Regions from separate parts of the Homo sapiens genome. Here region 1 is linked to region 2. Evidence: read pairs that join two places in POLR2A ChIA-PET (ENCODE). Cell type or tissue: OCI-LY7. All regions are shown on one strand. Each heading gives the region's core, and the rest is flanking DNA. Links, peaks and the distances in the headings are about the cores only. Region 1 overlaps METTL8 (methyltransferase 8, tRNA N3-cytidine). Region 2 has its middle 11 kb from the start of TLK1.

The links. Peaks named below come from ENCODE experiments on the same cell type or tissue, not always from the same donor. Only the 100,000 strongest peaks of a DNase experiment are listed, where the experiment ranks them.
Region 1: POLR2A ChIA-PET joins it to region 2 with 14 read pairs; 13 of 35 experiments call an interaction of 5 or more read pairs at or near these places.

Annotation. Positions count from the first base shown.
Region 1 is chr2:171,327,323-171,336,547 of GRCh38, forward strand. METTL8 (methyltransferase 8, tRNA N3-cytidine) reads right to left here. Exons shown (of 10, transcript NM_001321154.2): 6 at 4,482-4,545; 7 at 3,237-3,376. Among named protein-coding and RNA genes, the nearest start is that of METTL8, 100 kb to the right of the region's middle. RefSeq lists an enhancer at 1-32. In OCI-LY7, for the core only: no CTCF peak of the experiment used is centred there; a DNase peak (open chromatin) is centred at 3,389; H3K4me3 peaks cover 1,020 bases; H3K27ac peaks cover 3,697 bases.
Region 2 is chr2:171,166,831-171,176,055 of GRCh38, forward strand. It overlaps a transcript of TLK1 not described here. Among named protein-coding and RNA genes, the nearest start is that of TLK1, 11 kb to the left of the region's middle. RefSeq lists an enhancer at 6,322-6,651. In OCI-LY7, for the core only: no CTCF peak of the experiment used is centred there; no DNase peak of the experiment used is centred there.

The sequences.
Region 1 (9,225 bases), core at 356-8,355, 160 kb after region 2:
TATTAATTCTGAGTGACAGCATCGGCTGCCTACAGAGCTCTGAGAAGGACTCATAAAGCTCATTGCGAGTTACCGAGTACAAAATCGATTATCAATGTCTGCCATGGGCAGAGAATGGTAAATGGCAGCTTGTGTGCTAAGTCCTTGTCTCTGCCTTATCTAAGCTACTTAAAGCTGCTGAGGTTTTCTTATTTGAAAAAAATGAAAAGTTTGAATCAGATAATCTGTAAATTCCTTTCAATTAAAACACTGTTCAGTGGAATAGTAAGGTAAAACTCAGATTATGTCATGTTATGAAGGAAGCAGATACTGAGAAAATGAAAGCAACTATAAAACAAGAAAGAAGTAGGACAAAAGGAGGTGGCATGATTAGGTGAAAAGTCCTTTTAAAAAAACTAGCACATAAGGACATAAAAGAAAAAAGAAACGTATTTTTTGTTTATTTTATTACAGGTTATTTTCATACTGTGCTTATATCATAGGCTTTGCGAATGAAAGAAAATCATATCTAAACCTTAAAATATTCACTTTCAATATAAATATTTTACGTACATAGCAAAATCTTTCTGTAATTATTAGTAAAACAAGTATGAAACTAAAATGCAGAAAAATAAACAATCGAACACTTTAAAATGTAGCCACCTCCTCCTGCAAATTCTTTCCTCTCAGCTATCCTTTAATGTCTGGGGTTGAGGATAAAGGCAAGGAACGGGAGCTACTTTTCTTGCTCATCTCATCTTGGTTCATAGTGCAGTTCCCGAGCCAATTCCTGAGAACTGCAGGTGGGAGTGGGCTGGGGGTGAGATGGACAAGACAGGAATGGTATGAAGCCCCTTTTCTTTCTTCATCCTACTTGGGCCAACTCTGCTGTCTTCACTTATCTCTGGATAGAGGGAGAGGAGAAGGAAGAGATAAAAAATGTATTGACTGCCTGCTTTATGCTTGGCTCTGTAATATTTTGTATTTTCATTTCAGTGACAAGAAGGACAATTCGCTCTTCTTTTGTAGCCACCTACAATTTATTCCCATTTAAGCTGGGTCCTCCAGACTCAAGGTCTAGCCAAATTGCTTGCCATTTGCTTATGCCTGAATTTTCCAAGCTACCAAGATGCTACTTTTCTAGAACTTTTCTGGGGTTGAATCTACTACTATAGTCCTAAGTGACACTATAGACATTGCCTTGGTTTTAGTTTTTTCTTTTTTTGAGACAGGGTCTTACTCACTGTCACCCAGGCTAGAGTACAGTGGCGTGATCTTGGGTCACTGCAACCTCCGTCTCCTGGGTTCCAGTGATTCTCCTGCCTCAGCCTCCAGAGTAGCTGGGATTACAGGCATGCAGTACCACGCCCAGCTAATTTTTGTATTTTTATCATTTATTTATTTTTTTGAGACGGAGTCTCTGTCTTGCCCAGGCTGGAGTGCAGTGGCATGATCTCCACACACTGCAGCCTCTGCCTTCCAGTTTTAAGCAATTCTCCTGTCTCAGCCTCCCAAGTAGCTGGGACTACAGGTGTGTGCCACCACAGCCAGGTGATTTTGTATTTTTGGTAGAGATGGGGTTTCACCATGTTGGCCAGGCTGGTCTTGAACTCCTGACCTCAGGTGATCCACCCGCCTTGGCATCCCAAAGTGCTGGGATTATAGGCGTGAGCCACAGCGCCCAGCCTTTTATTTTTTTTTTGAGACAAGGTCTTGCTTTGTCGCCCAGGCTGGAGTGCAGTGGTGCAATCTCGGCACACTGCAACCTCTGCCTCCTGAGTTCAAACGACTCTCCTGCCTCAGCCTCCCAAGGAGCTGGGATTATAGGCGCCCACCACCATGCCTGGCTACAGGAGGCAGAGGTTTCACAGTAGAAACGAGGTTTCACCATGTTGACCAGGCTGGTCTGGAACTCCTGACCTCAGGTGATCCACCCACCTCGGCTTCCCAAAGTGCTGGGATTACAGGTGTGAACCACTGCACCTGGCCTTTCTCTTCTCTATAACATTCAATTCAAATCATGAGAAAATACATTATCTGAACTAATTTCAAATAGTCTTTTTGTGGTTATATGTAGAATTTAGATGTTTCTTGTTATGGGTGTCAATGGGGAATCTTGTTCTCTATCCACCTCTCCATCCTTTTAACTGTTCATATAAGGAAACCAAACACATAGATGACAACTTTCTATTAGTACCTGAACAATGCCTACAGTCTAAACAGATTAGCAGAAAGAAATAGGTTATAGAAACTGGGAGGAAACAGTAGCTTCATAAAACCTGACATACCTCACTAGGTGCTAAAGTATCTTATTTCAGATTTATTTGGAAATGGAATTTGTTCTTCTACAAGTAATCAAAGTGCTCATTTCTGAATGGGAAGTAAAAGAACTGTAAAGGGTCCTAGTGGCCTTTTAATTGCAAAGAAATAAGCACATGGTAACTCAGTTTCTATGGAAAAGGGTCACACTCATCAAACAAAAAGTGGTTGACGCCAAGTCTGTATCTTCCACCAGGGAACTGTGAGAACCCAATTTTAAGAAACCTTATGAAAGCACAGACCTGGTACTTACCATATGTACCCTTTAATACATAGAAGATGGCAAGATTTAAGAAAGGTAATCATTCTAATTGCTGGTAATATCTCTTTATGTTTTCTCTCTGGAGAAAAGCTATGTTTATAGTTTTAAAACACTGTATGAAACTAAGTCATAAATATTTAAATGATGGCATCAGGCTAACCTTAGATCATAAAGGTCCAAGGATAATCTGGCAAATCTTAATAACTCCTGATTCCCTAGTGTGCTTCTTTAGAACAAAATTTTTAAAGCCCATCAACAGGCCTGTGTGAAGCCAAACAGATCCCAAGCCCACCTCTTCATGAACATTCAGGAAGACACTACACTAAAGATGTTTGTTTCTGATCACCAAGTACAATTTCCCTCTTGGGAGTCTATTAGGTTGTTCTGAATTTGTAATTTCCTTGAAGCACTGTCACTTTTAATAGGTATGTGTCTTGCCAGAATATGCTCACTTCATTCTGACAGTGACAGAAAGCTCATTAATGAAGTAGTCTGACCAGTTTCTGTCTAAAAGTACGAAGAAAGGAAAAACTGCCTTTAAAAGGCTGTGTATTATACATAATGTTGCTCACTAAATAATAAATTCAAAAATTGTCATTTTTGCTTTGATAGTTCTGAAAACCACTACTGATAAAGGAGCTTTACACATCCACTTTGCCCTTTCGTCTTCATTTACCTGTCAGGATGAATAGAAGAGAGCACAAAGACAAGGAGAATGACATCCAGGATCCCATCTGGAAAAGGGTAAGGTAAGCCATCATCACATACATCATGAACAAAGGCAAAACACTGGGTTGCTCTGTAGGACGAGTGTGACTGTCATGATAAAGGAACAGAAAGCAAAAAGAGGACTTAGTAGACTTCCGGGATTTTTTTTTTTTTAAATAAAAAGGTCAAATTTTTAACCTTTTCTCCCAAAAGCCTTTCCTCTGTCAGTCTGAACACTTTTTTCCAATTCAGTATTGTTAGCTTATTTCAAGCTGCCCTAAAAAAATTAAGGCTAGCTCTTGGCCTTGATAACAAATATCCTTCGCAATCCCTCTTTAACTTTAAAAGTAGAGGAGGGTAGGCTTTCTGAGTTAGTAGACAGTGTTGTTAGAGGCCTGCTCTGGGTTGCTGTTTCTGAACTTAAAGAGGTTCTGTTTGGACTACGATTATTCATGGGCAGGCATACATTCTAAATTTTGTAGGTCAGTACCCTTTCTGGTCATTTCTTGTGTGTTGTTGGCCTTTCTTTCTTTCTTTTTGAGACACAGTCTTGCTCTGTCACCAGCATGGAGTGCAGTGGCGCAATCTTGGCTCACTGCAACCTCCGCCTCCTGGGTTCAAGCCATTCTCCTGCCTCAGCCTCCCAAGTAGCTGGGATTACAGGCACCCACCACCATGCCCAGCTAATTTTTGTATTTTTAGTAGAGACGGGGTTTCACCATGTTGGCCAAGATGGTCTCGATCTCCTGACCTTGTGATCCGCCTGCCTCGGCCTCCCAAAGTGCTGGGATTACAGGCGTGAGCCACCATGCCTGGCGCTGTTGGCCTTTCATCTTTTTTTTTTTTTGAGACAGTCTGCTCTGTCACCCAGGCTGGAGTGCTGTGGCACGATCTTGGCACACCGCAACCTCCACCTCCCAGGTACAAGCGATTCTCGTGCCTCAGCCTCCCAAATAGCTGGAACTACAGGCACGTGCTACCACAGCCAGCTAATTTTTTTATTTTTAGTAGAGACAGGGTTTCACCATGTTGGCCAGGCTGGTCTCAAACTCCTGACCCCAGGTGATCCACCCACCTTGGCCTCCCAAAGTGCTGGGATTACAGGTGTGAGCCACCACGCCCTGCCTCTAGTGATCTTAAAATCAAAACAACTTTTATTGTTCTGGGGTAATACCTTAGGCATCAGTTGGTATGATTCCCAGGAGTAGCATACCTTTACGAGCTCCACAGCTCCAGAAGCAAAATCACAACAATACAGAAAGGACTCCGGAGAGTTCCTATGAAGATGGAAGAAATATTTATTTATTTTTTTGGAGACAGGGTCTTGCGCTGTTGCCCAGGTTGGAGTGTAGTAACGTGACCATAGCTCACTATAACCTTGAGCTCCTGGACTCTAGCGATCTTGCTTCCTCAGCCTTCTGAGTAGCTAGGACTACAGATGTGCCTCACCATGCCCAGCTAATTTTAGATTTTTTTGTAGAGATGGGGTCTCACTATGTTGCCCAGGCTGGTCTTGAACTATTGTTCTCAAATGATCCTCCTGCCTCAGCCTCTCAAACTGTCAGGATTATAGGTGTGAGCCACTGTGCTCGGCCAGAAGAAATATTTATATCTGGAGTCTAGAAATACTCAAACTAGAGAAGAAAGGAAACTGTAGGTCTGACTTGTTAATAAGTTATTTCCACCCCCGCCCCTCAGCTTTTTTTTTGAGACAGGGTCTCGCTCTGTCACCCAGGCTGGAGTATAGTGGCACAATCACGGGTCACTACAGCCTCGACCTCTGGGGCTCAAGTGATTCTCCCGCCTCAATCTCCCGAGTAGCTGGAACTACATACAGATGTATGCCACTGTGCCTGGCCAATAGGTGGTATGATTTTTAATTGGACTCTTCTTAACTTAAATATGTTCTGTTTGGCCTTTATCTGAAATTCAGTAATGATGGCTGGACCATGGTTACTTAAGGCAGCCATATACTCTGAAATTTGTAGACTAATACTCCTCTTGATTATACTGTGTATGCTGGTATCAAATAATCCTTGCATCATGTTGCTTAGTACCATGTCTGAACTACAGAAAGAGGTCAGCATGTCATTAAACAGTAAGGATGGTCCTGGCTCTCATGGGTTTTATAGTCTAGTTGGGGACATAATTGGTTTTATACAACTTCTACAGGGGTGTCAAGAGGGTCAGCACCCTGAGGTATAAGTCTTAAAATTTCTGAAGGAGGAGGATGTATTGTTAAGTGAGGAGAAGGGGAAATGGTTGAAGAGTTTAGAAGTGGGAGTCACATGCCAGGGATGAGAAGTAGCACTAATCCTGAGAGCCCAAACTGGTATATGGCAGGATAAAAAGGTGGGCCTTGAAGCATATCATTAAGACTTCTAATCTGACTCAAGAAGCATTCCAAGCAAGGTGAACCTCTAAATAAATATGGAATTTATTTAGCTAAATAAATATGCATTTAGCAAAATCTGACCCAGGTGCAGGTTATACTCTTTTTTTTTCTTTTCTTTTTTTTTTTTGAGACCCCAGAGTTTCGCTCTTGTTGCCCAGGCTGGAGTGCAATGGTGCAATCTCGGCTCACTGCAGTCTCCGCCTCCTGGGTTCAAGCAATTCTCCTGCCTCAGCCTCCCAAGTAGCTGGGATTACAGGCATGTGCTACCACGGCCGGCTAATTTTGTATTTTTAGTAGAGACAGGGTTTCACCATGTTGGTAAGGCTGGTCTTGAACTCCTGACCTCAGGTGATCCACCCACCTTGGACTCCCAAAGTGCTGGGATTACAGGAGTGAGCCACCGCACCTGGCCTCAGATTATATTCTTAAAGGCAACTCATTGATGAATAACTATGATAACATATAATTCACTCATTCTATGGCACTAGGGATTTGCATTCAATTTAAGATCTATCCAAATAAGTTAAAGTATGATTAATAGGATTTTGTTATGAAAAGCTAACCAGTACTGAATCAAAGTTAAAACTCATACTGCTTGGTCTTTTCTCATCTGTCAAACATAAAAATAGCACTTTACTTCAGCATGTTCCCCTGTTTTTTTCTGATTAAATCCATATAATTGTGACTTGTAATTTGCTGGGTGTTTGAAATGTATTTGAAATGTTCTCAGTAAACACTCAGCACTATGTGGCTAATGGTTAAGGGCAGGGGCTTTGGAACAAGACTGCCTAAGGTTTGAGTCTCAGCTTTACTACATAGTTGCATGACCTTGGGCTAGTTGCTTAATCTCTTCTTTAATTCAATTCCCTCATCTTTAAAAAAAGAGATAAACATGGCATCTAAGATGGTTGTTTGAAGTGAATGGATTCTTATAGCTAAAGTTTCCAGAAAGGTGCCTGATTCAGAGTAAGCACTCAATAAATGTTAGTCATTATTATAATTGTTGTTGCTATTATTATCATCACTATTATTATTAAAGGAGATTGTTTTTGCCTTCCAGGAGCTTAAAAACTAACATAGTCCTCTAAAACAAAACAAAACAAAACAAAACAAAACAAAACAAAAACCAAAAAACTTCCATATAGTTCAAAATGCTTTTCTGGACACTGGTATGTCTAGCTCATTATAAAAGGTCTGCAGTCTACCTTTGGGCAGTAGTTACCACATACCCATAAGATATAGAACAGTCTACGAGCTAAAGGAAAGCATGTGCCATATGCCATGTGTCCTGCCACGGTGGCAGCATGACCTCTAAGATGGAATTCCCACTGTATCAGCAGCCCAAGGTGATGTCTTGTGACCACCCAGTGACTTTCCAGAACCTTTCTGTAAAATCAGCTGACTACCTTGGCTCTTCTCCCAGCAAACAGGTGTAAATATCACTACTACCACCACACCACCAAGCACTCTCTTGGCAGGGGTCTATGAATTAAATGATCCTTGGAGAATGATATGACCTCTCCATTTCAGAGGTCTAATTATGGTAAAATATTCTGAAAATGTAAAACATTAATCCTACACTCTCTAAAAGTAGTAAAACATAATTTCTTAAGCAGAAAAAAAAAGTCTAATAATTCCTTTGGAAGGCTAATCACTGGTTGCCTTTAAAAGATGAATTAATTATCTGAGGTTATTGAGCTACAGTAATTTCTAAAACATAGGTATGAGGCAAAGAAAGACAGAGCTAAGAAGAAAGAGTTAGGGAGTGAGGAACCAAGAGCTTGCAATTATAAGCTGAAGGGAGAAGCAGAGGTGAAAAATACAACTAGCAAGTGGGGGAATGAGAGATATTAATCAGGCAATATGTATTGAGCTCCAACTAAGCTGTACTGTTAGGCAACCTGGGAAATCAGATTAGGATAAAATATGCCCTCTACCTTAAGGAATATAAAAAGTGGTCGGAGAGACAAGGCATAAATAAATGACATGCTAAATAATACCTTGAGATCAGTCATAAAGTAACACACAATCAACTGCCAATGTAGTGTATTTACGTGTATTATAAGCTCAGAGACCACTGGGGTAAAGGAATATGGCTATGTGACATAAGCAAGTTTGAAATTTCAGCCCAGAAACTAGAAAAAGGAAAACAAAACTAACAAAGACACAAACAGAAAGGACATTCAGAACTGTAAATTTACCAGCATCACCCAGGCCTGGCCACATTAACTGGTTATTAAATGATAGTAGGAAACTACTCACTATTCATTATGTTAGGTTTATAATAATATTAGAGAGTATACTGAGTTTTGGGAGATATATCCTGAATAATCAAGGATAAAGTATCATGATGTTGGCATTATATTGGTAATTGTTGAATTGAGGTGTTAGGCATATGGAAATTCACTGTACTCTTTGCTTTTCTGAATGTTTTTTAATTAAAAAAATTTTTTTTGAGACAGAGTCTCTTGCTCTGTCACCCAGGCTGGAGTGCAGTAGTGCGATCTCAGCTCACTGCAACCTCCACCTCCTGGGTTCAAGCAATTCTCCTGCCTCAGCCTCCCGAGTAGCTAGGATTACAATTGTGCACCACCACACTCAGCTAATTTTTGTATTTTTAGTAGAGACAGGGTTTCACCATGTTGGCCAGGCTGGTCTCAAACTCCTGACCTCAAGTGATCTGCCTGCCTCGTCCTCCCAAAGTGCTGGGATTACAGGTGTGAGCCACCGCACCAGGCCCCAGATGCTTTTACATTTTAATAATAAAAAGTTTAAAAGATCACATCATTTAAAAATATGCATAAAGACTGAAAGGAATTAAAACAAAAATTTTGTCAGTGGCTATGTTAGGATGATGAGTGATTCCCTCCCTCTCCTTTTCCTCTAATGGAAATGTTCTGCAACGTGCTAATGCTGATTTTATAATGGAAAAATAATGTGAACTTAAAAAAAATGTGTAAACTTAAAAAAGAATAGAGCTTGGCAGATTGGCCATAGATAAAAGGTGTTTGAAGAGTTTTGTGTGTTCATCATGGAAAAAGTAAAAGACACAGGTGAAATGGTGAACAGGAAGGGTGAGCCTGGAGCAAATCTCTGTCCCTGTAGTCAAACTCTGCTTTTTTTTTTTTTGAGACAAAGTTTCGCACTGTTGCCTGGGCTGGAGTGCAGTGGCGCATCTCAGCTCACTGCAACCTCCACCTCCTGGGTTCAAGCAATTCTCCTGTCTCGGCCTCCCGAGTAGCTGGGATTACAGGCGCCCGCCACCACACCCAGCTAATTTTTTGTATTTTTAGTAGAGATGGGGTTTCACTATGTTGGCCAGGCTGGTCTCGAACTCCTGATCTCGTGATTTGCCCGCCTTGGCCTCCCAAAGTGCTGGGATTACAGGCATGAGCCACCACGCCCGACTGCTTTTTTTTTTTTTTTTTTTTTTTTAGACGGAGTCTCACTCTGTCGCCCAGGCTGGAATGCAGTAGCGAGATCTCGGCTCACTGCAAGCTCGGCCTCCCGGGTTCACGCCATTCTCCTGCCTCAGCCTCCCGAGTAGCTGGGACTACAGGCG
Region 2 (9,225 bases), core at 435-8,434:
GTCAACAAGAGAATGGATAAATTAGAGATATGTATATTTGTACAGTGGGATACTACACAACAATTAAAATGCTCACAAATATAATGCTCATTAAAAAGAGCAAGTTACAGAAGAACAAAGTCAGTTTGATTCCTTCTCAAATATTCAAAATCATTCAAAACTAAATCATATATTGTTCAGGAATACATTAAACTACAAGGAAAAAAATGGAAATGAGAAGCCAAGATCAGAGTGGTTACCTCCTTCAAGGAAAAGGGCACATGTGATCATGGGAACTCAGAGGGACTTCAAAAACACTGCTAAAAGCACCACTTGTTAAGCTGGGTGGGAGTACGGAGGTATGTTTGTCTTATTCTTTCTCTTTAAACTACATGTATATATTAGATCTACTCTTACATGTATGAATTATTACATTACAAATGTTGAAATGAGGAGTATTGGGCCTTCTTCCTTCTTATCAGAGTGAATTGAAATGTCAACAAGGCCTCCTCTGCCTGGACTCACCTCCAAATTTTTGTTTCCTTCTTTGTCCAAAGGTATGAATATAGATCAGAGCTCTTAAGATGCCTACCCTGCAATCTCAACACGCCCCCTCAATAGTTTTTTTGATTAGTTGCTTAGACAAATGGCTCCATTACATTAGATTATGAAGAATTCTCATTTCATTAAGTTGGTTCTATCTTCATTGCACAATTCACAAAACCACTGCTTGAAAGTTTTGGTTTCCAAATCCTGAAGAGATAGTTCCAAGCTTTTGTATATAATAGGCTAGATTACACTTCCTCTGCTCCCTCCAGTGATGGAAATGTTTTCTCTCAGATTTGTCAATCCATTTGAAAAAAAGAAAACCCTTGGTCCATACACAACAAAAACTGGAATTACTAGATTCTCAAACAAAAACTGGAATTACTAGATTTATTTCACCTGAGGTTAAATAATTGTAACCAACTTCAGAACAATAATATCCCCTCCCCCAAAGTGCACTAGAAGCTATCCTCCAAGGACATGGTATTATGAAATGTTTACAAAAACAAAGTACAACAAGCAAACAGTGCTCATATTACAAATTTTGAATCAATAGTGTACCTCTTAACAAAGCAGGCAACTTTGAAAAGTAATTTAAAAATATATAAATTATAATTTATAATTATAATCTAGTGTTACACTTTACTTATCCTAAATTTTACTGATTAAACCAAAATATAAATTTATCACATTAAGAGGGAAAAACAAAAATGCCCAAAATCTTACCCTGGACATTGTTTCTGCAGCATAAATTTTTTTGTAGGCAAAAGAAATGGAAGTTTCTTTTCGTAAAAAATATCAAATATCTTTGATCTTCGACAATATCTTTCCCACTCCATAGTTTAAAGATTTTCAGAATTACTTAATGCATTCCCAGAAAATAAAAACTAAATGCCAAATCTTTCTTAATTCGATACATGGCAAAGGAGACATATATAACCTCATATGAATTTAGAAACTTTGAAACAATATGGGAATGTAAAATATTGATGAGAATTTCTTCCTCCTCTTCCAAAAAAAATAAAAAAATAAAAAAATAAACAGTCAAAATGCCACCATGAAGTAAGAGCGGGGATTCTGAGCTGCAAGTGATTTTTTTGTTTCATGATCCAGGTGCTGATTAGAAGTGTGTATTCAGGGCGCTGTGGCTCATGCCTGTAATCCCAGGACTTTGGGGGCAAATTAGGAACATTCTCCCATGGATTTGTCATAATTCAATGAACCATGAATCACTGAATCATAAAAAGAATTCATAGTTTGGAAGATAGGGGTTGGAAAGAACTGGTGTCTAAAACAGACTTTAGCTATAGATACAAGATAATATAAACACCAATAATGGGAGATAAGATGATGCTAAGTCTAAAATGTTAATAGAACTATCACAACAATATAGTTACATTGAGATTTTATTTATAATGATGAGAGTTATTCTGGAAGTGTGTGCTCAGGGTGCAGTGGCTCATGCCTGTAATCCTAGCACTTTGGGAAGCAGAGGCAGGTGGATCACTTGAGGTAAGGAGTTTAAGACCAGCCTGGCCAACATGGTGAAACCTCGTCTCTGCAACAAATACAAAAAGCCGGGTGTGGTGGCGCATGCCTGTAATCCCAGCTACTTGGGAGGCTGAGGCAGGAGAATCGCTTGAACCTGGGAGGCAGAGGTTGCAGTGAGCCGAGATCTCGCCACTGCACTCCAGCCTGGGCAACAGAGTGAGACCCTTTCTCAAAAAAAAAAAAAAATTTGTTTTTTGATCCACTAATTTCATTCTGGGAATCTATCTGGAAGAAACAATCTTAAATTAGAAAAAATGTGTCTGTGCTTTTTCTCTTTGTACACAAAGATAATTCTATTCAACATTATTTATAGTAACAATAAAATTGAAAATAACGTAAATGTACAATATTAAGCATATGGTAATAAATTATGGCTCATCTATCTTATAAAATATGATAAGGCCATTAAAATGTTTGTGAAGATTTTATAATAACCAAAAGCAATAGTTTGCTTATAAGAGCATCTCAGTGAATAAAGCAGCATAAAATATATATATACAATATAGTCTCAATCATATAAAATGTGTATAACAAAAAGAATGAAAGGAAATATATCAAAATATTTTTATTACCAGTTCTCACTATCTTTCCCAGGCTGGCCTTGAATTCCTGGGTCAAGGATTTTTCCACATAATTGGAATTACAGGCATGCACCACCAGGCCCAGTTGAAAATATACCAAAGTATTAAGAGTGGTTGTCTTTCTGTGGTAAAATAATGGCAGATTTTTGTTGTTAGCCTTTGTACTTTTCAATATTTTCCAAACGTTTTATAGGAATAGCAAGTACTTTATGGGGAAAAAAAACGCTGTATTTTTTCAAATGACTGAGTTTATTACCCCAGATTAAATTAATGAAGACCAAGAAAAAGAAGGATTAACAGGGGCTAGAAGAAAAACAAAACGTTTGGTGCCTTCTTTTCCGCAGATAGTTAAAAGCTATTGTTTGGCTTTTTATTGATTCAATTAAGCAAAGGTAGATTTTTAAAGTATTTGTGGAAAGCTTTCAGGAACCCACTAGCAGAATCAGAGGAATGGCCATCTTTGAAAATCACAGTAGAAAATAAGAGCAAACAAAACTAAGTCTGCAGAGCAAATGACAAAACTGAAAAGAAACAGCATGCACACATGAAAAGAAAGGCATAAAAACATGGCAGCAGTGAGACTAACCATGATAAGTTTAGTTATTAAATGTAGATTCCCTATTAATAGAAAAAGCCTCCCAGATTGTGTTAAAAATTAAAATCCAATACTTTACTGCTTATAAAAAAATACTTCTAAATAAAATAAGACAAAAAGACTACAAAGAAAAGGATAGGTAAATATGTAGTAAGCAAGCTTGTAATAAATTAGAAAAAGCATTATTACATTAAAATAGAATTCAAAGCTTAAAGGTTATTTTGATTTAATATAAACATGAGATACACAAAAAGATAAATGTCAATAGATACAACAATTCACAAAATTGAAAATAAATTAGCTAACTATGGGAGTGTTGCAGAACCACTACCTCACTGTATCAGTTTTCCTCTTCTTCCTGGGCACATGGGTAAAGTATACCTTCAAGTCTCCTTTCAGTGAGATAGGGCCACGTTATTGGGTATAGACAGTGGAATGTAAGCAGACATCTGGTGTGTCTCTTCCAGACAAAAGACTTAAGAGTCATTGCGCCACCATCACACTCTGTCTTCTCCTCTGGTAGGTACTATAGAGACCAGATAATGATGCGAAGTCACAAGGTGAAAGTGCCCTGGATCTTCCAATCACTGCAGGGAGCGTAGCTGCCCCATAAGTTGGCACCAGACTTTGCATGTAGAGAAATAAACCTACGTTGTTTGGTGCTTTATTTGCTATTACAGCATAGCCTATCCTGTCTTGATTAACACAATGGACAAATGTCAAACCACCCAAATAGTCAAGAAATTTAAATTAAACAATGAAGTACTACTTTTCATCAATTAAACTAAAAAGAAAAACTTAGAATATTAATACTCAGTGAAGTGGGGTAAAGAATAATCTTTTCAATAAATGAGGCTGGGTCAAATGGATATCCAGAGGGGAAAATACGTACTTTGACCCTTACCTCACACCAAACACAAAAATATATTCCAAATGAATTGTAGCTGTAAATATGAAAATTAAAACAAATAAAGCTCTTAAAAAATCTAAAAATATTTTTATGATCTTAAGTTAGGCAAAGGTTTCTTATACAGGACATGAAATGTGCTAACCATATGGGATATTTTTGATAGGTTAAACAATATTAAGATAAAGAACTTCTAATCATCAAAAAACTTGCTTTAAGACAGTGAAGAGACCGGGTGCAGTGGCTCATGCCTGTAATCCCAGCACTTTGGGAGGCCAAGGCAGGTGGAGGGAGGTCAAAGCTACAGTGAACTGAGATCACGCCACTGCACTTCAGCCTGGATGACACAGTGAGACCCTGTCTGGAAAAAAAAAAGAAAAGACAGTGAAAGGATGCTGGGTGCAGTGGTATGCACCTGTAGGTAGTCCTAGCTACTGAGGAGGCAGAGGCAGGAAGATTGAAAGTTCAAGATCAGTCTGGGCAAAATAGGAGACTCTTACACTGCCCTCATCTCCAAAAAAAAAAAAAAAAAGACAGTGAAGGCAAACACAGAGCGGAAAAAGATAGTTGCAATACATATATTTGACAAAGGACTTGTATTCAGAATATGTAAAAAGCAAAATAAAACCTTTAAGGAAAAGATAGATAATATAGTAGAAACAAACAAAAACTTGAACAGTTGCTTCACAAAAAAGAATAACCAAATGCAAAAAAAAATGCTAAATATCTTTAGTCAACAACAGCAAAACAATTAAGGCAAATGAGATACCACTCAACAGACAGGCTAAAATGAAAAATATGAAATGTCAGTAAATATGTGCAACACTGGGAACTCCCACACACTGGTGGAAGTGGATATTGGTACCTGGTAGCAGTAACCACTAAAGCTGAAATGTCCATATCTGTGATCCATCAATTTCATTCCTAGGTATATACCCAACAAAAATGCGTTACATATATTCATCAAAAGCACATGTACAAGAATGTTCATAAAGCAGCACTGTTTGTAATAGCCCCAAACTAGAAACTATCTAAGTACTCATTAGAATAAATAAATTATAGAATATTCACATAATACAATACTATGCAGAAATGAGAATTAACAAATCACAACTAAACACAATGATGTAGATGAACTGTACAAAAATAATGTTGGGCAAAGGAAGATAGACATGAAAGATTACATACTATGTGATTCCATTTATATAAAGTTTAAAAACAGGCAAATCATTCTATGGGTTAAAAATCAGGACAGTGGTTACCCTTGAGAGGATAGGAGGGAGGCTTCTGAGTGACTGGTAATGTTCTGTTTCTTAGTTTAGGTTCAGGTTACAAAGTACGTTTACTTTGTGGAAATTCATCAAGCTATATACATTTAGATTTGTACACTTTGGTACATGTAGTTATACTTCAATAAAATGTTTAACAAATACAATAAAAATATAGACACACCACACACACAATACAAAATTATGGGAAGTATCTACTTAAACTAGTTGATATGGTTTGAATCTGTGTCCCCACCCAAATCTCATGTAGGATTGTAATCCTCAGTATTGGAGGTGGGGCCTGGTGGGAGGTGATTGGATCATGGGGGTGAATTTTCTCCTCCGTGCTGTTCTTGTGATAGTGAGTGGGTTCTCATGAGACCTGGTTGTTTAAAAGTGCCACCTTCCCCCATTTCTCTCTCTTGCTCTTATTCTGGCCATGTAAGATGTGCCTACTTCCCCTTCGCCTTCCACCATAACTAAAAGTTACCTGAGGCCTCCCCAGAAGCCACGCAGATGTCAGCATCATGCTTCCTGTACAGCCTGCAGAACTGTGGGCCAATTAAACCTCTTTTCTGTATAAATTACCCAGTCTCAGGTATTTCTTTATAGCAGTGAGAAAACAGACTAATACTCTAGTATTCTCATACCTTGTTGATAAACTGGTACAAACATTTTGGAAAGTGATTTGGATATATGTATAGTCCACTTTAACTGTATAACATACATATATTCCTATTTCTGAGAATCTTTCCTAAGAAAAAAATTCAAAATATGGGGAAATACTATGAATAAAAATGTTTATCACAGAGTCAAAGTCAATTATAACTATAGCATATCCTGTTAGTATAGTTTTATTCAGCCAGTTGTGACTACTTTGAAAACTCTGGTGCAACATGACAAAAGCTTTTGGTATGATGTAGGGTGAAAAAGGAAACAGAAACTTGTATGCTCACTATTATTATAACTAAGGAAATATACCAGTTAGAATAACATAACTAAAAAGGAAAACACACAAATGATATATATGCAACTTTCTTGCCCAATCTCATCTACTCTTGTGACTCATACGGATCACATATGTACAGAGCTAGACAGGATCTCACTCTGTTGCCCAGGCTGTAGTGCAGTGGTGTCATCACATCTCAGTGCAGCCCCAAACTCCTGTTGCCCAGGCTGTAGTGCACTGGTTTCATCACATCTGACTGCAGCCCCAAACTCCTGGGCTCCAGGGATCCTCCCACCTCAGCTTCCAGAGTAGCTAGGACTACAAGTGTGCACCAGCATGCCCAGCTAATTTTTTTTTCTTTTTTTGGCAGAGGCAGGGTCTCACTATGTTGCCCAGGCTGTTCTCAAACTCCTGGGCTCAAGGCATCCTCCCCGCTCGGCTTCCCAAAGCCTGGTATTATAGGTGTGAGCCATCACATCTGGCCCAATGATGACTCTTTAATTTGTTTCTTCAGCCCACATCTTTCTCCTGAGCTCCAGGAGGTTCAGAATTGACCCTATGCATCTCCCCTTGGATGTTCCACAGTTTTCTCAAATGTCTTCATCCTATATTCACTATCTTGGGTAGAAATGACCAGGAATAAGAACCAAGACAAGAACCCAGTTAGTTATCCAAACAAGAGAACTGAGAGTCATTCTTGTCACCCCCAGCTCCCCATTTCCCATACCTCCATCCCTTGCCACTCCCTAAGACTACGGTGTCTCTTAAACAGCCTGTTGAATCCATCTCCTCCCATTCATTCATCTGTCCATCCATCCGTCCTTCTTCCATTGCCTTAGTTCAAACTTTTATTATTTTTCCTCCTGGATTATTCCAAAAGCTTTCCAACTAGTCTTTCTAGCACTATGTGATTCTTTTTCATCTTTTTAATCTTGTTGTCACCTGCCTGTTTTCCCAGTTTTATATCTGGTTACTCTCTCATGGGAATCCCACACTGCAGCCACACGAAAGTTATTACAGTGACCAAACAGGTTATACACTCTGTTTCACTTCCTTTGCCTTCCTCCAGCTTGGAATTTCCTACTCCTACCTATTCTTTCCCCCACCCTTTTCCTAATCTTATTTGCTTGACTCACCATTCAAGATGCAGCTCAAGCCTCTCCTTGGCTAGAGAACCTTTGGGGAATCACATTGTTATATGATTGTAATCATGGGGTACACTAATTCTCCTTCTTGTTTTTATCACTAACATTAAAACGGAGCAATTTTTTAATTTGCCAAGGTACTCTTCATAATTATTATTTAACATGCAATATTAAGCTCTCTATCTCCTTGCTCCCATGGCATACTAGTATAATCTTTATTATATCACTTATCACTTTGTTTTAGAATTATTTTTTGCATGTCCTCCTCCTCCACTAAGCCCTGAGTTCCTTGAGGGCAAATACTTTTGTCATATTCATTTCTATATCCTTAGCACAGAGCCTGCTGCAAAGTAGGAATTCACTAAATGAAAGCTAGTCAATGACTAAGTAATGGTGATTGTGTTCACACAATAGTCTTTTGGATAACATTTTTTTTCCTTTTCTCAATTCCCCAAATTTTCTGTAGCTACTTATTATTTAGATTCACCATCTTTTTTTTTAAGGGAGATTTAGAATATAACTTTTAGTAATATTACCCTTAACATTTTAAATGATTTTTATTTATAAAATGCCTTATGACTCCCAACTTCACTCAGTAAGTACAATCAAGGCTGGGTGAAGTAGCTCATGCCTATAATCCCAACATGTTGGGAGGATTGCTTGAGGCTAGGAGTTTGAGACCAGCCTGGGCAACACGGCAAGGCCCCGTCTCTATACAAAATGGATAAAATCAGCCCCAGGTGCGGTGGTGCAAGCCTGTAGTCCCATCTACTTGGGAGGCTGATGTGAGAGGATTGCTTGAGCCCAGGAGGTCAAGGCTGCAGTGAGCTATGATTGTGCCACTGCACTCCAGCCTGAACTACAGAGTGAGATTGTTTCAAAAAAAGTACACTCAGCCCTCCGTATTCATGGTATCTATATCCATGGATTTAATCAACTAAAGATTAAAAACATTTGAAAAAAAAAAGAAATAGTAGTGGTTGCATTCTATGCTGAACATGTACAGACTTTTCTTTTTTGTCATTATTCCCTAAACAATACTGTATAGCAACTATTTACAGAGCATTTACATTGTACTAGGTATCATAAGTAATCTAGAGATGATTTAAAGTTTTTAAGTATGTAAATATGACACCATTTTATATAAGGGACTTGAGTATCCATGAATTTTGGTATGGGAAGGTGGTCCTTAAACCAATCCCCTATGGATACCAAGGGACAACTGTACATACACAATGAAGAAAAACTGGAGCACCATTTGTTATCTCCCATTCTATCTGTAACACACTTCATCATTCCTAATTAACAGTTACCTCTCAGTCTTTATCTAACTAGCCCTCCTAGCAGTATTTGATTCAGCTGATTGCTCCCTTCTTCTTAAACCTCTGTCTTTATTTGACCTCTGGGACACTATCCTCCCACCTTGATGGCCACAACTACCTCCCATGGACCCTGGTTCTCAACCTTGACTGCACATTAGAATCACCTGAGAAACTTTTTAAAAAGAAATACCAAATCCAGGCCCCTTTTGTATCAGAATCTTTGGGGCTGGAGTCAGGATATCAAGGTTTTTTTTTTGTTTTTGTTTTTGTTTTTGTTTTTGAGACGGAGTTTCACTCTTGTTGCCCAGGCTAGAGTGCAATGGCGCGACCTCTGCTCACTGCAACCTCCACCTCCTGGGTTCAAGCGATTCTCCTGCCTCAG